Linked DNA regions of Homo sapiens: region 1 is linked to region 2. A link is a loop called in an ENCODE intact Hi-C map of the cell type or tissue named here. Cell type or tissue: Calu3. All regions are shown on one strand. Links, peaks and the distances in the headings refer to the core of each region. The heading gives the core; the rest is flanking DNA.

What was found. A loop is a pair of places that touch in the nucleus more often than their neighbours do. Peaks named below come from ENCODE experiments on the same cell type or tissue, not always from the same donor. Only the 100,000 strongest peaks of a DNase experiment are listed, where the experiment ranks them.
Region 1: a loop joins it to region 2, with 3 times the contacts of the local background. A loop is called at or near these places in 2 of 110 quality-filtered maps.

The regions. Positions count from the first base shown.
Region 1 is chrX:140,044,986-140,057,294 of GRCh38, forward strand. No RefSeq gene overlaps it. Among named protein-coding and RNA genes, the nearest start is that of HAPSTR2, 41 kb to the right of the region's middle. In Calu3, for the core only: no CTCF peak of the experiment used is centred there; no DNase peak of the experiment used is centred there.
Region 2 is chrX:140,227,095-140,239,403 of GRCh38, forward strand. No RefSeq gene overlaps it. Among named protein-coding and RNA genes, the nearest start is that of HAPSTR2, 140 kb to the left of the region's middle. In Calu3, for the core only: no CTCF peak of the experiment used is centred there; no DNase peak of the experiment used is centred there.

The DNA of each region.
Region 1 (12,309 bases), core at 2,967-10,966, 180 kb before region 2:
TTTAGATGAATCAGAGTGTTTGGAAAAATTATTAATAGATATTTTACAGAACTGTTAGAATACTGGGGGGGGGGAAGCATTAGAAATATTGAAATCTCAAATAATAAAATACTGAAGCCATTATTAACTTCAAAAAAAAAACCCCAAAATCTAACAATAATATGCTAAGACTAACAATAATGTGCTACTTTGCTTAGCAGCAAACAATAATTGCATAGCCATAATCGTGTGAACCTGGCAATGATTTAATCAAGCATTGTGATAGAAATTTTAAGGGAATTGATGAATCTGGGTGTGCAGTGTGGGGAGGTATAAGAAAGCTAAATTGTCAACTACTGTAAAAGAAAATCAATAGATAGTATCTAATATCAATAAATAAATAGCTCTTTAGGCATATTATTTAGATAATATAACGTGGAAATCAGAAGAAACAGCTATTATTGTTTCTTGGGAGGGTGATGGGGAATGCTGGGGTAGGGGACTGCTGTTATTTGCTATGTCATGCCTCAATATTATTTTATGTTTATGTGTGTGTGTTACTATGAAAACAAAAATTGTTGCTCTTTAACTCACAAGCCAGCAGGAGGTACAAAGAGACTACCACCTCATAACATGGCTCAACTGGAAACTTAGGCTTCACCTTTGATTATCTGAACTTCGCCTCCATGTGGGTGAAGTATGTGGCAGAGACAGAAGGGCCTTGAGCCTTCTAGATGCCAACCTCTGATGATGTGAATTAATGCGTGCAGGTGGCTTTCAACTGGCCAGCTAATTTCTGCAATATAGGAAATGACTGTAATTTCTGTTTTTGCATCTGGCCTCAAAAGAGAAAGTGGCCCCAATTGCCTATTGAATTTATGGAGATGAGATCTCAAGTATCTTAGGATAATTGTTGGATGAAGGGACAGGCTTTGCCAGAAAAGCAATTTTAGTACTTTCCCCTCTCATAAGGTACTCTGAAACAATTTTTCTATTTAAATTTTTTAAAGTACCATATCTTCAAAAAATCTCCATTTTTGCTGTGACTGGCATGTTTTGTTAATGCATTTTAGCTCCCATCCTAGTGTCTGAGGTCACCAAAACAGGGTTCTACTTAGCTAGCTTTCTTTCTTATTTACCCTGCTTTATAGTTATGTGTTTGTCTTACTACCTAGGTCCCAAGTATATCTCCTGTTAGTGATCATGATGGTAGGTTTCTGTGCCCCTTTTTCTGTTCCTTATCTATCTCTTTCATCACCTCCCTAAACCATTTTTTTGTGGTTGTTTGCTTCGCATTCCCACATTTTTCTTTCCATTGTCCGTTCATTTAAGAAATATTCATAGAGCAGCTATAATATGCATTAAAACATGACACTCCCCGAGGAGTGCTCTCAACAGTCTAATTGAGGTGACATACAAATGATGAATAGAAATAGTAATTAACTAGAGTTAATGATGTAATGACAAAATTATTTCTATACACGGTGAACGCTACGGGATTAAAAAATAAAGGTAATACGTGCTCATTGCAGGAAATTGGCAAAATACAGAAAATATACCAAAAAATATGAAAATTGAGTTGGACTGTCTAGGTTGGAATCCTAGTACGTGGCCTTCAAATATTTTTTTCTGGCATATGTTGTATGATTCTTAATTGCAGTTTAACATGTTTTTCCTCCATGTTTCATTTTTCCTATCTTATTCTTTATTTGCTATGTTTGTCACTGTCATTTCCTATTTCTTTAACATCTATCCTTGTTAGAGATATATCCTTGGGCAAGTTGCTTAACCTCTCTGAGCCCTACTTTCTTTATCTGTTATGTAAGGATAATAATATTAGAGGGATACAGGAGGCGGAGGTGGTTGCAGTGAGCCGAGATCGCGCCACTGCACTCTAGCCTGGCAACAGAGCGAGACTCCGTCTCAAAATAAATACATAAAATAAATCATCATCATCATCATCATAATATTAGAGGGCTAATAGGCTTACCACAGAGCCTGGTAGACGTAAGTGGTAGTAGTCACAGTTGTCATTACCACCACCATCAGTTTTTTGGTACATGGCCTTCAAATATTTTTTTCTGGCATATGTTTTATGATTCTTAATTGCAGTTTAACATGTTTTCCCTCCATGTTTCATTTTTCTTACCTTATTCTTTATTTGCTATGCTTGTCACTGTCATTTCCTATTTCTTTAACATTTTCTCTAATTTCTCCTGTTTTTTTTTTCTACCTGTAATATTTCTTTTCTACCATTATTTGGAAATAGTCTGACAGGCAAGAAATATTTACTGAGCTGCTACAAAGTACAGGTACTGTGTTAAGTCTCAGGGAGACTGAAAATAGAAGGTGAAGAAATTTATTCTTTTTCAGTAAATTTGCTTACATAGGGAGTCATTTTTGGCATAGGCAACAAGAGACCTAGGCCCTGGTCCCTAGCTCTGTCACTCTCCAGGTTGTGTGACCTCTTTCACTTTCTAATTTGTCCAAATGGGTACATTAATGCCTGCCCTGCCATTGTCATTAGGCTGTGGATTATGGAATGTCAATGAGCTTTTGCAAACTAGACATATGGAAAAAAATGGCAAGTACATACGTTTAGAGAGAAACTCGTTCCTAGCTGCTTTATTAGTGGGCAGCATAGGCTGTTTTTGTTCTTTTTAAAAAATTTCTTCTTAGGTTGGCACAAAAGTAATTGCCATTCCTTTTAATGGCAAACACCCCAATTGCTTTTGTACCAACCAATAATTAATCTTCTTACCTTCACTCACTTTGTCAAGAATAGTTAAATCTCTGGTCAGAATTACCCTGAAGTCAAACTGGTTTAATATACTAAACCAGCTAAATGTTTGATGATATACATAGTTATTACAAAAATAAAATGCTGCCCTCTGTATAGACTAGATGGAGCCCTCCCCTTCCCCCACCAGCTTGTCCTCCATAGACCATTGAAATTCACTAGCCCTTGGTCTGTACTGAAAAATTGACGTATTATTTAGATCAGAGATTCATTATTCTGAGGCATTTTAAAAGCAGCAAGACCAAGTAAAATCAATATTTGCTTGGAATTTGCCAGGTATTAAAATTAACTTTTTCTACAGCATTTGAGAAAATCAAATACAACTCCATTATTTTTATAATCATACAAAGAATCATATTCATATACTGCCTTGGATTTTGTTTTAAAATATACAGACATATAAAATGTTTGGGGGCTATATGAAACAATAATAGCAGAGTTTACAATCACTGAAGCTAGGAGACTGGCCACGGAGACTCGTTACTTGTTCTCTCTACTTTTTGTATGTTTGAAAATTGGACTTGATGAAGAATAAAAATGAAACAAATTAAAACACAGAGGTCATTTTCACTGTTCATTGTAGTTTGTTTCTATAGGCATTTTCATGGCCTAATAATTTTGATTTGTTAATTGGGAAATCTATAAGATCATGTGGAATTTGAAACTTTTCCAAGCATTTTGGATTTGTTTTTATTTCACTGAAAACCCTGTGGGGGGCATGATTACTTTTGTTGTTCTTGTTATGCAGTCAAGGAAACTTTATGGTCAAGTGAGTTGCCCGAGGTGACACAACTTCGTAGCACTACAAGATGGGCTAGCAGCTAGGTTTCTTGACTGCCATGCTGAAGCCCTTTTTACACAAACATCAGAGGGCAAAATAATTCACAGGTATGTTTGAATAAGCCTTCTTTAATTACTGGGATATTTTGTTAATGTGATGCCAGCAAGTTCTTTTAACGTATAAAATTTTAAGTTCATGAGGCCTGATGACAAGTAAGAAATTCCCATTTATCAAGCCAGGCACTGTTTTAAGTGTTTTATATTTAAGTTTTTCCCCAAATCCCTGGGTTTCAGTTATGCATCCTGCAACTTACTGGCTGTAGGACCTTGAACAACTTAAATGACACCCCTCAGCATCAATTTCCTTATCTGTAAAAGCGGGGTGATCATACCTACCTCATTGGGAGTTTGGCAGAGTTAATGAGATAACATATATAAAGTGCCCAACACAGTGCCTGGAACATACCAAAATGATTAAAGAGATGATACTGAGAAAACAAAAGGCAAGGAGGAAGATGCCTATAAGGCTCAGAAGAAAGCACAAATTGTTTAGAAAACTGTAAACCATCTGACATGGCTGCCTCCAAACTCTCCCCCGCTCTGCACTACTCTCATTCTACATTATGTGATAGTCACCTTGTTTTAATAATACAGGCATGATTGTGTTAACTCCCCACTCAAAACTCTTAAATGGTCCCTATAATATCTCAGCATTCCAGAATCTTTTTGTCAGCAAAATGGAAACCATTTCAAAGTTTACTACAAAATTTGTACTTTTGCAACTCTCCGTGGAGTACAAGAACAATGCTGTGTGAAATATATGCTGGTGACAATTTAACAACTTAGGAAGGTAGAGAAGGATAATTTAATAAATGATAAAAAATATATCCTCATATTTCATATTTTATATCAACATTAGTTTCAGGTACATACAAATGGAAACAACAAAAATGGGGGCCAAAAATTAAGACCATAACAATGTGAATATTTATTGCACCTCTGTATAGAGGACATGTTAAGCTTAAAAACGATAGAAGAAAAATCATGAAAGAAACTATTTATATATCTGACTATATAAAAAAAAAGCTTCTACATGCCAAATATAATAAAAGACAAAGAACAAACTTGGAAAAATATTTGCCATGTATATAACAGAAAAAGTAATGTCTTGAATAGCTAAAGAGCACATACAAAATAATGAGAAAATCCAAAGGCTTTCAGTGGAAAATGACATTAACAAACAAGTCACAAAAAAGGAAAGTGAATGGCTAATAAACATATGAATAAATGTTCACCTGCACTGGTAATCAAAAATGCTAATGGAAGCAAGAGCCCAATTTTCACCTATTAATTAACAAAGATGGCAGAGCGCGGTGGCTCACGCCTGTAATCCCAGCACTTTGGGAGGCCAAGGTGGGTGGATCATGAGATTGAGACCATCCTGGTCAACATGGTGAAACCCCATCTCTACTAAAAATACAAAAATTAGCCAGGCGTGGTGGCGTGCACTTGTAATCGCAGCTACTTGGGAGGCTGAGGCAGGAGAATCACTTGAACCTGGGAGATGGAGGTTGCAGTGAGCTGAGATTGTGCCACTGCACTCCAGCCTGTCCAGCCTGGTGACAGAGCAAGACTCCATCTCAAAAACACAAACAAAAACAAAATGAAACAAAACAACAATAACAACAAAAAAAAAACAAAAAAACAAACAAAGGTGAAAAGAGATAATACTCCAATACTCTAGTTAGCCAGAGTAGCATAAGAAAGGGATTCATACATTGGTAATGGGGGCATAAACTGATGCAGTCTTCATGGAAAGCAATTTGACAACATATTTCAGGAGCTAAAACATCGTCTTATCCTTGACCTGTAGCTCCACTCTTAATATAATAACAATCACTTCTCAGGAAGTAAGCTGAGGTCCAGACAAAATTTATGCAAAGAGATGCCCATTTATAATAACCAAATTGTCAATCAACCTAAATGTTCAACAATGGGGATTTGGGTAAATACATTATTGTATAATCTTAGAATAGTATGCAGCTATTAAAAACTGTGCCTATGGGAGAATTGCTTGAACTCAGGAGGTGGAGGTTGCAGTGAGCCAAGATCGTGCCATTGCATTCCAGCCTGGGTGACAGGAGCGAAACTCCATCTCTAAATAAATAAATAAATAAATAAATAATAAAAATTGTGCCTATGATGACTGTTAAATGTCTTGGAAAACCTTTATTATATAATGTTGAGAAATAGAAAGATGATACATCACTGTACATATATGTTTTCACCTGGGTTAAAAAAACATAGATGCATGGGAACAAAAGGAAAAACTGTTAATGTGGTAGGTTTCTCAGGGAGGTGAGATTATAGGTGCTTATTATAACATTTGTGGTCATTTTTTCTGTGTTTTACAAATTTTTGACAATGGCCATGTATTTTTGTTATTTACAAAAAAGAATATTTAGAATAGACCATGAGAAATGCTGCAGACTACAAATATTCCCCATTATCAATATTTAATCACAATTATTATTAGAGTGTTTGATGTCCAGCAGATGGAGCTGCATCCCTTACCATTTGGCTTGCACTCTGGGACTATAAAAACTGTTTTCATTTGTTTTGTTTTCTTTGAAGCAAATCCCTTGTATCCTCCTAAAGGTTTTGTAAAGCATATGTTCTTTAAAAAAAAAAAAAAGATTACATTTAAAATTTGTTTTGAGAATTTTATGAAACCCCTCTGGGGTAATTAGAGGCCCCCTGGGGTGTCACAAAAAGCAGGGCTATGCAATGGATTTGGGGAACTGGGTTACTTGAGAGATTAGCTGATTGTGTGGAGCCACAAAAGGAGTCGGGGCAAAGTCAGAAAAAACAAGTTGAGGGTCCCGTTCACTGGGCTTCATTTGTTGAGGAAAGACAGGGTAGAAAATTGTATTTTGATGTGTAAGTGCACAGGCTTAGCATTTCCGCATCATTCCAGAATTGATGTTTTCATTGGTTCCCAACACATATTTAGGGTGGTGATTAAAAACACTGGCTTACTTAAGACCTCCATTCAAAGTCAAATTTCACAACTTCCTACCTGTGTGACTTTGGGCAAATCATTTCACCTCTCTGTGCCTAACTTTCCTCATTTGTAAAGTAGAAATAGTAATACAACCTACTCATAAGGTGTTGTGAGGGTCAAATTATATAATGTATGTAAAAGTGTTTGCCATAATAATTGGCAAATGGTAAGCACAAAATAAATGTTAGCCATGATTATAATTCATTCATTTATTCAACACACACATTGGTACCAACTATGTGTCGGGCAATGGGCTGCGCACTGGAAGAGAAAAAACAGACACGTTCTGCCCTCTGGGAGTTTAGAGGAGGAACAATACCATGCCTAAGAAGCAGTGTGAGAAAGCTCGGGACCAGGATTTCTGGGTCTCACTCTGGCCTTGGCTTATTTTAGGACCTCAGATATAATAAATTACTTAATCTCCATTTTTCTCTCAGTAAAACAAGGGATTTGGATGAGATGATCTCTTTCAGCTCTGGAGCATTCTGACTGTATTTCAAAGAACATTGCTGAATGAGATCAAATCAAAGTTATTATCTTTCAAATATATTCACATTATGCAGTCTCTTCTCAGGAGGTGCAAAATTCTCATAATTAGGAAAAGGTCCAAGGGCAAACAGAATGATTACAGCAGAGGCTGGATAAGACACCCATATCTGAGACGCCAGAGAAAAGAAAAATCAGTCTTCAAAAAAATACCGAAACAGTGCCTTACAAAAAATATATTTATGGTTACTTTAATTGCCAAAGAATAAAAATGAGTTAATTTCCATTTCACAAACTTCGTGGGACATCAACATTTGTTTGCTATTTTCAGATTACAACAAAATTGTGTTTTGTTATTACAGCACATTTGTGTGTGCGTGCATGTGTGTGTATGAGCATGTCAATGTCTGTGGGTGTGGTTGCTTTTTGCTATCATTATTTTATTCACTTAAACCATCTATCAGCAAACATTTTCTGTAACGGACCAGATAGCAAATATTTTAGGCTTTGTTGGCCGTATACCATCTCTGTTGCATATTCTTCTTATGTTTTTAACAACCATTTAATGATATAAAAACCATCCTTCAATCCCAGGGTGTACAAAAATAGACTGAAGATTAGATTTGGTCTGTAGTCCAGTTTGCTGACCTCATCTTAAATCACATTTTCAGCTTCCTGTCTCCATGAGTTAGGTTTCATGGTATGTCTCCACCACCACGCCATCCCACCTTACTCAGTGCACAGGTCGTTTCTTACCCTAGTCTCCTCTACTTGTTCTCATCTGATTGTGCACAGTCCCTGCTTCCCATCTAATTACTCTAATTCCAGCGACATCCTGGTGTACGATGATGCAGTTCTAGCAGAAAGCATCACCCCAAAACAAAATGGTAGTTGGTGGTCTGGTCCACGAGATTGACTGCTCCATGGACATGCACCCATCAACATATCTGTCCCATGAAGCAAATCGCAAGGTTTCCTGGGCCCAGCTCCTTAACCATGGCAATGGCTTTGACTCACTTCTACCTAGAACCAAACTTTTCATTATTCAGCAAATATTTACTGTGCATCAATTATATGCTTGGCATTGTACCAGACTCAGGACACAGCAAAGAACAGTGTGGGCATGGCTGTGACCCTCACAGAGCTTACACACCACTGCGAGGGAAAAAGACATGGAGGCACATCCTTGTAGCAATGCTGGAATTTTTATGTAATATTTCAAGAAGTACAGGTTTTTGTGGGAGCACAGAGAAAGGCATCTAACCCAGCTGTGGAGGTCAGGGGAGGTTGCCTCCAGAGGAAGTGACACTTAACTCTTTCTACGTGGGAAAGATATATGGAACCCTCTATTAGAGCCGATTAGAGCAGCAGGCACCCTAATCTCCTTAGTAAATGGGTCTTGAGCTCTACTTAGAATTTTGGTGACAGTAATCCTGCCAAATCTGACTTTATCCCTTTGGACTAAGCTCCTGGTCTTGGTCCTACTTTCAAGGCTTCATTCCCCAGAAACACTGTCTTCACACCTCCTCCCACTGGTCATGCCCTTACATCTACAACACTGACTCTAACCTAGTCAGTTCACCTCTTCCAGGTAAAGCATTTTTGCTAAAGTGACCTGAATTGAGTAGCCAATTGGCAAGAACAGTGATAATCAGCTTTCAATGATTAATATTGATATCAGCAATTACTCTTTTCAGATATTGGACATTTGCCTTTTCCAGTGGGCTTGGTTAGTTATGAATAGGCATCCAGGCTTAAATGGATATTTTCTATACTCAACATTTTAGGTGTAAATTCTGAATCCCCGGGGAAAATTGGTCAGAAAAGGTCCTCTTACTCTTCATTAACTGTAAAATGAATGTAAAGAATCTCTTCCATTTGTGCCCCCCCAACCCCGTGCAGGGGCTTCTTGGGAGGTATGTTAGCCTATTCATATGTTAATTCCGCAGAGCCCTCTATCTTTTCACAGAGGCCCTGTACAATGATGGGGGAGTCTGCATATTTCAAAAGAGCAGCATATGCTTCTTAAGGTGAACGTGCAATATAACACTGCAGGGGAAATACAGTGCATTTTTCTTTGCCGCTTTGCAGAGAGAGTTTACAAGCATCATTTGGAAATGGATGGCATTTTTCTGTATAGGAATTGAGTTTGACAATTAACCATGATTTTTTTTCTTTTAATTTAGAGGCCCAGGTCTTCTAAACAACATTCTTTTTCATGTAAATAAAATAAATAAAAGAAAAGAAAATTTTAATTCCTGGAAAAGCACCAGAAATGCCTTCTCCTGAAGCTGTTTAACTGTTGTTTTGAAAATGCATTCTCCTCAGAAAAAATTCTGAGTTGGGAGGGAAGCAGACAATATATATAACTTGATATCTTAAATTTCTCTCTCACTCTCTTTTTTTTCATTCTTAAGCCTAATGCATCCTATCACAAGAGTGCTTAATGTTTAGGTTATAATTTCAGATATGCAAATGATTCATTAGTAGAGTATTTGATAATCATATTTCAAAAAACTTCTGATAGACAGTAATTGCGTCTTCTAGAATTATATTCCAGTGCTCAGTAATGACAAACACTGTGTATTAATTTCACGTATTAGAAATAATGATTAAAGTAAAACCTATTTGATGTAATGACCATTAGTTCAGAGCTGTAGAACGATGCTTCGTGGCTTAAGATGAATAATAATGGCCCGTTTTTCATCAGACAGATGTTCCATCTTATTGTAAAAAGATGTTACATCACAGAAATAGAAAATGTAAAACAACTAGAAAATACTATGTCACCAAGCTTGATTAACCAATTGAACAATTAATGTCTGAAAAGCATTAGCATTTGCAATGCACTGTGTGCTGTTTTTATCATGTTTTCTATGGGACCAATTTTGAAGAACGTTTTACAAAAGTAAAATTTAAAAATTAGAGAAGAAATATGTAGTAATATAGTTCAAGTTTGTGTGGACGATGAAATGCTGGGATGTCAAACCACAGTGTTGTAAAAATTAAAAAAAAAAAAAAGCGTAACTGTTAACGATGGTTGTCCCCTGGGCAGGTTACTGGGTGGCTGAGGGACAGGAATAGGAGAGATTTTTTTTGGATTTACTTTTTACTCCTTTTTTAAATGTTTTGCATTGTATAGTATATGCATTGTTCAGTATTTTTAAATAATTTCATTTTAAACAACAATAACAACTCATAACCATATATTGAAGTGGAGAGGAAGCATGAGAAACTACCATAATAGGCTTCGGGGCCACACACACACACACACACGCACACGCGCGCACACACACACACACACACACTCATTTCCCAATTCTGTTTCTTTCTAGTTATGAGGCCTCGAGAAGGTTGCTTATCTTTCCTAAACTAAGAGAACCCACCTCATGGGTCTGATAGGAGTATTTAAATAGGTTGTAGAATGACACCTGTCACGTTAAGTGCTTGATAAATGTTGACTAGCATTATTGTTTATATCATACTAAAAACAGTCTCATCTAATACAGTAGTCCTCCAACATCTATTACTCTTATTTTCACAGTGCCAATTTAAAATAGTATTTATGTGGCTTGCTTTTATTTATTTAAAGCCTAACCCATTCCATTGAGAAAGAAGTGAAAGATTCATTTTTCTCTTCTCCCTCCCTTCTTTCCTTTCTACCACAAACTTTTCCTGGGTACCTACTAAGGGCTAAGTGCACAGTGCATACAGAACCTTAGAAATGATCCATACTAATTTTTCGACTGATATAAGAATTTATTACTGTCATGTACCTTAAAGGTGACCCAGCTACAGTTTCAACCCTCCATGTAACAAGAGACCTCACTGCTTCCTGAATCATACTTTCCTTTGTTAAACAATTCTAATTTGTTAGAATGATCTTTTTCACATTGAACTAAAAATTGTTGTCCCTACGGTTTCCATAGTTGGGTAAACCTCTATAATTTTCCTAACTCGTCTCTTACTTGCAATTCTTTACTTCTGTCACAGTGCTGGTATCAGAACCCAGATCCCCTGACTCCTTGTCCAGTACTGTTTAGAGATTATTTTATTTTATTTTTTATTGATTTTTGAGACAGAGTCTCACTCCATCACCCAGGCTGGAGTGCAGTGGCACGATCTCGGCTCACTGCAATCTCCGCCTCCTGGGTTCAAGCAATTCTTGTGCCTCAGGCTTCTGAGTAGCTGGGATTACAGGCATGCGCCACCACGCCTGGCTGATTTTTGTATTTTTAGTAGAGACGGGTTTCGTAATGTTGGCCAGGTTGGTCTCGAACTCCTGACCTCAAGTGATCCACCCGCCTCAGCCTCCCAAAGTGCTGGGATTACAGGCGTGAGCCACCGTACCCAGCCTAGAGGTTATTTTAAATAAAAATCTCTGCCAGCCCAGTTGGCTGCCTTCGATTCCATTGAACACCCTGACCTTGTCCAAAAGACTGACAGTGTTGAGGACTTCATTTTAAACACAAAGGAAAAAATTGCGAGAGTGCTTCCCAGGCAAGACCTAGTGCATCCTAGTCAAAGTTCCTCCAATCCAGTGGTTACCCTAGCATCAAGTATTGTACCAAGGACAAGAGTCTGGTGAGAGCAATTCTTCATGAGTTCTATAGCTGTGCTAGTCAAAAAGTGCTTTCCCTCGGCTGAGAATCACTAAACACAACACAAGCCTCCTTGATATTCTATTCAGTTTTTCAGAGCTTCAAAATTTACTACTAAGTAATTTGAATTGCTCAGTGTTTCCAGTGTTCATTGGGAGCAAAATACCCTAGTCGCTTTGTCAACTTGCCACTTAATCAATGCAGAGAACAGGTGATCTTACTATGGGTTGTTCAAATGTGCATCTTCTGAAATAGGTGCCGGTCTCAGAGTCTGGGAAACCTTTGTCAGGGTCAGATGTAAGACAGTCAGGTGAATCATTCTTATTCCTAGATCTGGTGAGTGCGCTAGCTGGGCAGGCTAGGACTGGGTTTGCAAATAGAAGGGAGGAGACATCTTTCAGTGCAAGTCCCACTGAGACAGGTCCTGAGTTATGCCAGGAGGGGGCAGCAGAGAGCTGGCCTACTTATGAGCCAGGCGAACCCAGCGGTGAGGGGAGTACAATGGAGAACTCGAAGCTGAAGAGTGTGGGATTGGCGCTGAAGAGTGTGGGATTGTCTCCCAAAGGCGTAGAAAAGACACTAATCGAGTAAGAGGCCTA
Region 2 (12,309 bases), core at 2,297-10,296:
CCCCGTAAGATGTAGGGTCTGTACCACCCACATGGCACTTAATAAGATATTGCTTTGCATTGTAGGTACTTGCTGTCATACCAGGCTCCTATTAACTTCAACAGGGATGGCGCCGGGTTCAAGAGGCTGAAGAAGAGACCCAGAGCCAGCAAATGAGACAGAGGGTTTCATTAGCAGGAAACTTATATGCAGGGATGGTCCGGTGGTGCTGGACTGGACAGGAGAACCACCTTACATACAGGGAAAGTCCAGTGGTGGCGGGCTGGGCAGGACAACCACAACGGCTTACAAAAAGCAATCAGTTTATATAAGATATTCACTTAGCACCCTCCCCCTAACAACTTCCATCCAGCAAATTTCATTTAACCCAAAACAAAGGGCCTCACTCCCTTCTGCATTCCACTGGATGGCCAGGGGTCAGATGTTCCTCCTGGATATACAGGCAAGGAACGTATCTCCCAGTTGGCCATTTCTGGATTCCTCAGCTCAGAACACACACTCAGGTGCACCTGCCATATAGGGTAATTCTCAGGTTATGCTTAAGTTTAATTTCACTTCCAGGTGTGTCTACCATACATTTGCATACACATCTCTACTGCTGTAGGAGGATAGATGCTCACTGACCGGTGTCATTCTCTGAAGTATTCATTAATGGAGTTTTGTTTAACATTGATTGATTGATTTTAAGTTGAAATATAATGATATGTATTTGTCATATATAACATGTTTTGAAATATGTATGAATTTGGGAATGTGGCTAAATTGAGCTAATTAACATATGCATTACCTCACATACTTATTATTTTGTGGTGAGAACACCTAAAATCTACTCTCTTAGCAATTTTTAAGAATACAATACATTGTTATTAACTATAATCGCCATGTTGTACAATAGATCTATTGAACTTATTCTTCCTAACTGAAATTTTGTATTTGGACCCTAGTCTTGACAAGGTAAATGACTAGAGTTAATTGCCCTTCTGCTGACATGGTCAAGACCTTGACAATCTAGACCAAAGTAGATGTCTAAGCCTTGCAGACTCCTGGTTTCCATCATATTAGTGTCCTCTTGCCCATACTGACAGGAATTGGCCAACTGGTAACTATGCCTCAGTCTGTCTAATCAGGTGAGACCGTTTTCTTTAGCAACTGGCAACTTCTGGAACATCAGAGATTTACAAAATGTATTTTACTGCTGACTAAATACGCAAATAAGAAGATAGAAGGGTGACTATTTAAATATTGATGTGAATTACTTAGATCTTAAGATTTACTAATGATTTATACATATCTGCCATGTGGCTTCGTGGAACCCTTGGATCATTCTAAAGTTCTGGACTAGGAACATGTTTAGCTTTTAACCAGAAAAAGAGATGCAACGATAATCATCAACCACAAATGCATCTATTTTAATAAGCAGGGTTATGGTGAGGTTTGCAAATGCAGAAGTCATAGTTAGAAGGGATCATATAGTAAAAGGATCCAAGTTCAGAAAACTATCAATGGCAAAATCTAAACTAGGTAAAAATGCCTAAACTAGACTTCTAAGAGAATTTTTCCATGGGCTGTACCTGTATTATCCTTAACCAGTCAATCATTTTGATCACTACAGTGTGGGTTCAGGAGGGGTGGGTGGGGAGACAAATTTTGGCATTATGTACTAAGTGCTTACTGAATGCCAAGTTCTTTAAGTGGATTATCTCATTTAATTATTACAACTCAGGATGAAGATACTGTTATTATCACCATCTTATGGAAGAGGAAACCGAGGCTCACACAGATCGTGATTTGTTTATGATCATAGCCTATAAGGGCAGAGCTTAGATTTGAATCCAGATCTGACTCCATGTCCTGTGCTCATTTTGCTATACCACACTGCCTCTCCGTGGTCTCCTATTAACCTATGATAATAATAGCAATGTTTATTGGGAACTATAAGAGCAAAACAATTGAAAATCTGGGCTCGTGCTTTATAAAAGTTACCATTCATTGAGCGCTAGGCATGGTAATAAGGGCTTTACATATAATAGCTCGTTTAATCATCAAAACCACTCTACGATGTAGGCATTATTATTATATTTGCATTTTACAGATGAGGGAAGTAAAGTTCAGAGGGGTTAAATGACTGGCCCATAGTTAGCTAGAAAGTTTCAGAGCCAGATTTCAAACCTGTCAGTTACCAGAGCTAGAGTCCTTATACCTCCAGTTCAAACCTGAATGTGCATAAGAATCACCTGATGAGGCTATGAAAATGTATATTCCTTAGCCGCATTCCTGAGAGTCTGAATAAGTAGGTCTTTTAAAGAAGTTCCCCAGGGGATTGGAATGCAAGGCCTCCATGGACCATCCTATGAAAACAGTGATCTGCAGCACAAATATGGGCCTGGGGGAAAGAAAATTGAGTACAGCATAGGTTCCATGAGGAGCAGTCACAATTTTATCACAGTGCTGCTATGACTGTTTCTTTCTCCTTCTGACTTGCCCAAATTTGGACTCCGTTTGCCTTTCTAGAACAAAAGCATTACCCTTTCTTTTTACTATCTCACACGGGCCAGATTCTGCTTTCCCAGCAAAATTAACAGCACCAATAACAACAAATCGACTTACTCATTTTTCCTGATAGACCGGGGCTTCTTACTCTATTTTGTACCATGGATCCCATTGGCCTCTGGTGGAGCCTACGGTCCCCTTCTCAGAGTAATATTTCTTAATTATTATTACTTTAAAGACAGGGTCTCTTTCTGTCATCCAGGCTGGAGTGCAGTGGCACAGTCATGACTCACTGCAGCCTCGATTTCCCGGGCTTCAGCAATCCTCCCACCCTCAGCCTCCTGAGTAGCTGGGACTACAGGTGCATGCCACCACACCTGCCTAATTTTTGTATTTTTTGGTAGAGACAGGGTTTTGCCATAGTTGCCCAGGCTGGTCTTGAACTCCTGGGCTCAAGCAATCCACCCGCCTTGGCCTCCCAAAAGAATAATACTTTTTAATGGCTTTGAGGAATAACACTCTAAAGAGCCTCCAGTGATTGCTGCCTCCTTGTATTCATGCCCTTATATAATCTCCTTCACTTGTTTATGGTCTGGAGGTAATAATTTATTTTGAACAAATTGAGTATACCAAAAGTGATGTCACTTTTGTGATCATGTTAAGATTTTCAATATAAGTTTCTTTGAAATATAATTCACATACTATAAATTGTATTCTCTTAAGGTATGCAAAACAGTAGCATTTAGTATGTTACAATGTTGTACAACTATGACCAATATATATTCTATTAATATAAGATTTTTGTCACACCAAAAAGAAACCCAGTACCCATTAGCAGTCATTCCCCATTGTTCTCTCTCCCGAGCCTATGATAACCATTAATCTATTTTTGTCTGTACAAATTTGCCTGTTCTGGATATTTCATAGAAATTGAATTATACAATAAGTGGTACTTTGTGACTGGCTTCTTTCAGTTAATGTAATGTTCTCAAGGTTCATCCATGTTGTAGCATGTGCTAGTACCTGGTTCCATTCTTTGGCTGAATAATATTCCATGATATTGATAGGTTACATTTTACTTATCCATTCATCAGTTGACAGACATTGGGTTTCCTCCACTTTTTTACTATTGTGAATAGTGCTGCTGTGAACATTCATGGACAAATTTTTGCATGAAAATATGTTTTCAATTCTCTTGGATGTATATCTAGGAGTGGAGTTGCTGGGTCATATGGTAACTCTATAATTAAATTAGAGAAACTGCCAAACTATTTCCTAAAGTGGCTGCAATATTTTACATCCCTACCAGCAATGTAGGAGAGTTGCAATTTTTCCACATCCTTGCCAACACTAGTTATTTTCTGTCTTTAATTGAAGCCATCTTAGTGGATGCGAAGTGACATTTCATTGTGGTGTTGTTTTGCATTTTTCTATTGAACAATTTTTCACATCCTTATTGGTCATTTGTATATCTTCATTGGATAAATAGTTATTGAGATCCTTTGCCCACGTTTAAACTGGATTATTTGTCTTTTCTTATTCAATTTAAGAACCCTGTACATGTTTTGTATATTAGACCCTTAGCAGACATATCATTTATAAATGTTTTGTCCTATCCTGTAGAGTCTTTTCTAACAATAGACTTAAGTTTTAGAGCAGTTTTTGATTTACAGAAAACCTGAGCAGCAAGTACAAAGATTTCCCATATATTCTTTCTCTCTCACTGCAATTTTCCCTACTATTAACATCTTGCATTAGTGTGGTACATTTGTTCAAACAGATGAACTGATATTGATACATTGTTAATTAAGTCCTAAATTCACATTAGCGTTTACTCTCCGTATTATATAATTCCATGCATTTTGACAAATGCATAATGTCATGTATCTACTATTATAGTTCATAAAAAATAAGTTCACTTATGATTAAAGTGAAATAAAAATCACCTTAAAAGTCACCTGTGCTCCACCTATTACCCTCTCTCTCCTTTCTCCTGAACCCCTGGCAACCACTCATCTTTCTGTTGTCTAGAATTTCACCTTTTTCCAGAACGTCACATCGTTGGAATTATACAGCCTTTTTATATTGGCTTCTTTCACTAAGCAGTATGCAATTAAGGTTCCTTCACGTCTTTTTCTGATTTGATTGTTTATTCTTTTTCATTGCTGAACAGTATTCCATTTTCTGGATGTATCACAGTTTGTTTATCAACTCACCTGATGAGGAATATCTTGGTTGCCTCTAGTTTTTGGCAATTATAAGTAAAACTTTCATCTTAGGTTGTTTGTGCTGCTATAACAAAATACCTGAGACTTCGTAGCTTATAGTGAACAAAAATTTATTTTTCACAGTTCTGGAGGCTTGGAAGTCCAAGATCAAGATGCTGGCAGGTTCAGTGTCTGGTGAGGGCCCATTCTTTTAAAATGGTGTTGTCTAGGTATCCTCAAATGGCAGAAAGGTAGAAGGACAAAAGAGAGCAAACTCCCTTCTTTCAAGCCTTTTCATAAGGACACCAATCCATTCACAAGAGCAGAGCCCTCATGGCTGAATTACCTCCTAAAGGTCCCACCTCTAAACATTGTTACATTGATGACTAAGTTTCAACATATGAATTCTGGGGGACAGATTAGACCATAGAAGCTACTACAAACATTCTTATGCAGGTTTTTGTGTGAGCATAAGTTTCCAACTCATTTGGGTAAATACCTAGAGGTACAATCGATGGATCACATGGCAAAACTATGTTTAACTTTGCCAAATATTTAATTGAGATGTTTGTTCTCATATTGTTGAATTTTAAGTTTTTGAATTTATTTTTTATTTTATTTATTTTTAAATTTTGTGGGTACATAATAGGTGTACCCACAAAATATAGTTTGTTACATAAGATATTTTGATACAGGCATGCAATGTATAATAATCACGTCAGGGTAAATGGGGAATCCATCACCTTAAGCATTTATCCTTTGTGTTACAAACAATCCAGTGATACATTTTTACTGTGCAATTAAATTATTTTTAACTATAGTCACCCTGTTATGCTAGCAAATACTAGATCTTATTCTTTCTAACTAATTTTTGTACCCATTAACCATCCCCACTTATCCCACATTTCCCTCCCCAGTACCCTTCCCAACCTCTGGTAACTATTCTACTCTCTATTTCCATGTCAGTTTGGTTTTTAAATTTTTAGTTCCCACTAATAAGTGAGAACATGTGATGTTTGTCTTTTTGTGACTGGCTTATTTCACTGAACATAATGACCTCCAGTTCTATTCATGTTGTTGTAAATAATAGGATCTCATTCTTTGTTATGGTTGAATAGTACTCCTTTTATATATGTACCACATTTTCTTTATCCATTCATCTGCTAATGGACATTAGGTTGCCTCCAACTGTTGGCTATTATACATAGCCCTGTAACAAACATGAGAGTGAAGATATCTCTTCGATATACTGATTTCCTTTTTTGGGGAATGTACCTAGGAGTGGGATTGCTGGATCATATGGCAGCTCTGTTTTTAGTTTTTTGAGAAACCTCCAAACGGTTCTCCATAGTGGTTGTACTAATTTACATTCCCATCAACAATGTACAAGTGTTCCCTTTATCCCTATCCTCACTAGCATTTGTTTTTGCCTGATTTTTGGATAAAAGCATTTGAACAGGGGTGAGATGATTTGTCATCGTAGTTTTGATTTGTATTTCTTTTTTTTTTTTTTTTTTGAGACGGAGTCTCGCTCTGTCGCCCAGGCTGGAGTGCAGTGGCGGGATCTCGGCTCACTGCAAGCTCCGCCTCCCGGGTTCACGCCATTCTCCTGCCTCAGCCTCCCAAGTAGCTGGGACTACAGGCGCCCGCCACTACGCCCGGCTAATTTTTTGTATTTTTAGTAGAGACGGGGTTTCACCGTGTTAGCCGGGATGGTCTCAATCTCCTGACCTCGTGATCCGCCCGCCTCGGCCTCCCAAAGTGCTGGGATTACAGGCGTGAGCCACCGCGCCCGGCCTGTATTTCTTTTATGATTGATGATGTTGAGCACATTTTCATATGTCTGTTTGCCATTTGTATCTCTTCTTTTGAGAAATGTCTATTCAAATCATGTGCCCATTTTTTGGTCAGATTATTAGATTTTTTTCCTATAGACCTGTTTGAACTCCTTATATTTTCTGGTTATTAATCTTTTGTCAAATGGGTAGTTTGCAAATATTTTCTCCCATTGGTTGTCTCTTCACTTTGTTGATTATTTCCTTTGCTGTGCAAATGCTTTTAAACTCAATGTGATCCCATTTCTCCATTTTTGCTTTGGTTGCCTGTGCTTCTGGTGTAATGCTCAAGAAATCTTTGCCCAGTACAATGTTCTGGAGATTGTCCCCAATGTTTTCTTGTAGTAGTTTCATAGTTTGAGGTGTTAGATTTAATCTTTAATTCATTTTGATTTGATTTTAGTATATGGCAATAGGTAGGTGATATGGTTTGGCTCTGTGTCCCCACCCAAATCTCATCTTGAATTGTAGTTCCCATAATCCCTACCTGTCGTGGGAGGGACCTAGTGGGAAGTGATTGAATCATGGGGGCAGTTTTCCCCAGGCTGTTCTTGTGATAATGAGCGAGCTCTCACAAGATCTGATGGTTTTATAAGTGTCTGGCATTTCCCTTGCTGGCACTCATTCTCTCTCCTGCTGCCCTGTGAAGAGGTGCCTTCTGTCATGATTTTAAGTTTCTTGAGGTCTCCCCAGCCATAAAGAACTGTGAGTCAATTAAATCTCTTTTCTTTATGAATTACCCAGTCTCATGTATTTTTATAGTAGCCTGAGAATGGACTGATATAGTAGAAGTCCAGTTTCATATTTCTGCATGTGAATATCCAGTTTTTCCAGCACCATTTATTGAAAAGATTGTCCTTTGCCCAATTTATGTTCTTGGAAACTTTGAAAAAGTGAGTCCACTGTAGGTATGTGGATTTATTTCTTGGTTCAGTGTTCTGTTCCACTGATCTATGTATCTGTTTTTTAAAATTTTATTTTAAAAGTAATGGGGTACTGGTGGCTTTTTGTTACATGGATACGTTCTTTAATGGTGATTTCTGAGATTTTGGTGCACCCATCACACTAAAAGTACTGTGCTGTTTTGGTTACTATAGCTCTGTAGCATATTTTTATCTGTCTCCTCAAGCATTTACCCTTTGAGTTACAAACAATCCAATTACATTCTTTAAGTTATTTTAAAATATGAAGTTATTATTGACTATAGTCACCTTGTTGTGCTATCAAATACTAGGTCTTATTTATTCTTTCTATTTTTTGTACCCAATAACCATCCCCTCCTCCCACACCCAACCCCCTACTACCCTTCCCAGTCTCTGGTAATGAGTTGAATTAAGACATTCAATTGTTTTGATGTCTAGATAACACAAATAACTGAGCATATGGAATGTTTGTCTTTCTGTGCTTGGCTTATTTCACTTAACATAATCATCTCGAGTTCCTTTCATGTTGTTGCAAATGACTGGATCTTATACTTTTTATAGCTGAATAGTACTCGATTGTATATATGTACCACATTTTCTTTATCCATTCTTTTTTTTTTATTATACTTTAAGTTCTAGGGTTCATGTGCACAACGTGCAGGTTTGTTACATATGTATACATGTGCCATGTTGGTGTGTTGCACCCATTAACTCGTCATTTACATTAGGTATATCTCCTAATGCTATCCCTGCCCCATCCCCCAACCCCACAACAGGCCCCGGTGTGTTATGTTCCCCTTCCTGTGTCCAAGTGTTCTCATTGTTCAATTCCCACCTATGAGCGAGAACATGCGGTGTTTGGTTTTTTGTCCTTGCAATAGTTTGCTGAGAATGATGGTTTCCAGCTTCATCCATGTCCCTACAAAGGACATGAACTCATCCTTTTTTATGGCTGCATAGTATCCATGGTGTATATGTGCCACATTTTTTTAATCCAGTCTATCATTGTTGGACATTTGGGTTGGTTCCAAGTCTTTGCTATTGTGTATAGTGCCACAATAAACATACGTGTGCATGTGTGTTTATAGTAGCATGATTTATAATCCTTTGGGTATATACCCAGTAATGGGATTGCTGGGTCAAATGGTATTTCTAGTTCTAGATCCTTGAGGAATCACCACACTGTCTTCCACAATGGTTGAACTAGTTGACAGTCCCACCAACATTGTAAAAGCGTTCCTATTTCTCCACATCCTCTCCAGCACCTGTTGTTTCCTGACTTTTTAATGATTGCCATTCTAACTGGTGTGAGATGGTATCTGATTGTGGTTTCTATTTGCATTTCTCTGATGGCCAGTGATGATGAGCATTTTTTCATGTGTCTGTTGGCTGCATAAATGTCTTCTTTTGAGAAGTGTCTGTTCATATCCTTCGCCCACTTGTTGATGGGGTTGTTTTTTTTTTTTTTTATTGTAAATGTGTTTAAGTTCTTTGTAGATTCTGGATATTAGCTGTTTGTCAGATGGGTAGATTGCAAAAATTTTCTCCCATTCTGTAGGTTGCCTGTTCACTCTGATGGTAGTTTCTTTTGTAGTGCAGAAGCTCTTTAGTTTAATTAGATCCCACTTGTCAATTTTGGCTTTTGTTGCCATTGCTTTTGGTGTTTTAGACATGAAGTGCTTGCCCATGCCTATGTCCTGAATGGTATTGCCTAGGTTTTCTTCTAGGGTTTTTATGGTTTTAGGTCTAACATTTAAGTCTTTAATCCATCTTGAATTAATTTTTGTATAAGGTGTAAGGAAGGGATCCAGTTTCAGCTTTCTACATATGGCTAGCCAGTTTTCCCAGCACCATTTATTAAATAGGGAATCCTTTCCCCACTTCTTGTTTTTGTCAGGTTTGTCAAAGATGAGATGGTTGTAGATGTGTGGTATTATTTCTGAGGGCTCTGTTCTGTTCCGTTGATCTATATCTCTGTTTTGGTACCAATACCATGCTGTTTTGGTTACTGTAGCCTTGTAGTATAGTTTGAGGTCAGGTAGCATGATGCCTCCAGCTTTGTTCTTTTGGCTTGGGATTGTCTTGGCAATGCGAGCTCTTTTTTGGTTCCATATGAACTTTAAAGTAGTTTTTCCCAATTCTGTGAAGAAAGTCATTGGTAGCTTGATGGGGATGGCATTGAATCTATAAATTACCTTGGGCAGTATGGCCATTTTGACGATATTGATTCTTCCTATCCATGAGCTTGGAATGTTCTTCCATTTGTTTGTGTCCTCTTGTATTTCGTTGAGCAGTGGTTTGTAGTTCTCCTTGAAGAGGTCCTTCACATCCCTTGTAAGTTGGATTCCTAGGTATTTTATTCTCTTTGAAGCAATAGTGAATGGGAGTTCACTCATGATTTGGCTCTCTGTTTGTCTGTTATTGGTGTATAAGAATGCTTGTGATTTTTGCACATTGATTTTGTATCCTGAGACTTCGCTGAAGTTGCTTATCAGCTTAAGGAGATATTGGGCTGAGACAATGGGGTTTTCTAGATATACAATCATGTCATCTGCAAACAAGGACAATTTCACTTCCTCTTTTCCTAATTGAATACCCTTTATTTCTTTCTCCTGCCTGATTGCCCTGGCCAGAATTTCCAACACTATGTTGAATAGGAGTGGTGAGAGAGGGCATCCCTGTCTTGTGCCGGTTTTCAAAGGGAATGCTTCCAGTTTTTGCCCATTCAGTATGATATTGGCTGTGGGTTTGTCATAAATAGCTCTTATTATTTTGAGATACGTCCCATCAATACCTAATTTATTGAGAGTTTTTAGCATGAAGGGCTGTTGAATTTTGTCAAAAGCCTTTTCTGCATCTATTGAGATAATCATGTGGTTTTTGTCTTTGGTTCTGTTTATATGCTGGATTACATTTATTGTTTTGCATATGTTGAACCAGCCTTGCATCCCAGGGATGAAGCCCACTTGATTATGGTGGATAAGCTTTTTGATGTGCTGCTGGATTCAGTTTGCCAGTATTTTAGTGAGGATTTTTGCATCGATGTTCATCAGGGATATTGGTCTCAAATGATCTTTTTTGGTTGTGTCTCTGCCAGGCTTTGGTATCAGGATGATGCTGGCCTCACAAAATGAGTTAGGGAGGATTCCCTCTTTTTCTGTTGATTGGAATAGTTTCAGAAGGAATGGTACCAGCTCCTCCTTGTACCTCTGGTAGAATTCGGCTATGAATCCATCTGGTCCTGGACTTTTTTTGGTTGGTAAGCTATTATTGATTGCCTCAATTTCAGAGCCTGTTATTGGTCTATGAAGAGATTCAACTTCTTCCTGGTTTAGTCTTGGGAGGGTGTATGTGTCGAGGAATTTATCCATTTCTTCTAGATTTTCTAGTTTATTTATGCAGATGTGTTTATAGTATTCTCTGATGGTAGTTTGTATTTCTGTGGGATTGGTGGTGATATCCCCTTTATCATTTTTTATTGGGTCTATTTGATTCTTCTCTCTTTTCTTCTTCATTATTCTTGCTAGCGGTCTATCAGTTGTGTTGATCTTTTCAAAAAAACCAGCTCCTGGATTCATTGATTTTTTTAACGGTCTTTTATGTTTCTATCTCCTTCAGTTCTGCTCTGATCTTAGTTACTTCCTTGCTTTCTACTAGCTTTTGAATGTGTTTGCTCTTGCTTCTCTAGTTGTTTTAATTGTGATGTTAGGGTGTCAATTTTAGATCTTTCCTGCTTTCTCTTGTGGGCATTTAGTGCTATAAATTTCCCTCTACACACTGCTTTAAATGTGTCCCAGAGATTCTGGTATGTTGTGTCTTTGTTCTCGTTGGTTTCAAAGAACATCTTCATTTCTGCCTTCATTTCGTTATGTACCCAGTAGTCATTCAGGAGCAGGTTGTTCAGTTTCCATGTAGTTGAGCGGTTTTGAGTGAGTTTCTTAATCCTGAGTTCTAGTTTGATTGCACTGTGGTCTGAGAGACAGTTTGTTATAATTTCTGTTCTTTTCCATTTGCTGAGGAGAGCTTTACTTCCAACTATGTGGTCAATTTTGGAATAGGTGTGGTGTGGTGCTGAGAAGATTGTATATTCTGTTGATTTGGGGTGGAGAGTTCTGTAGATGTCTATTAGGCCCGCTTGGTATCCTTTCATCTATTGATGGACACTTAGGTTTCTTCCAAATCTTAGCTATTGTAAACAGTGCTACAACAAACATGGGAATGGAGATATCTCTTTGACATGCTGATTTCCTTTCTTTTGGATATATCCCCAGCAGTGGGATTTCTGGATCATATGGCAGCTCTGTTTTTAGTTTTTGAGAAACCTCCAAACTGTTCTCCAGAGTCGTTGTACTAATTTACATTCCCACCAACAGTGTAGTTGGGTTCCCTTTTCTCCACACTCTCACCAGCATTTGCTATTGCTTGTCTTTTGAATATAATCTGTTTTAACTGGGGTGAGATAATATCTCATTGTAGTTTTGATTTACATTTATCTGATGATCAGTGATGATGATCACCTTTTTGTATGCCTGTTTACCATTGTATGTCTTCTTCTGAGAAATGTCTATTCAAATCTTGTGCCCATTTTGATTGGATTATTAGATTTTTTCACACAGAGTTGTTTGAGCTCCTTATGTATTCTGGTTATTAATCCCTTGTCAGATGGATAGTTTGCATATATTTTCTCCTGTTCCGTGGGTTGTCTTTCCCTTTGTTGATTGTATCCTTGGCTGTGCAGAAGCTGTTTAATGTGATGTGATCCCATTTGTCCATTCTTGCTTTGGTTGTCTGTGTTTGTGGGGTATTGCTCAAGAAACTTTTGCCTAGTGCAATGTCCTAGAGATTTTTCTCATT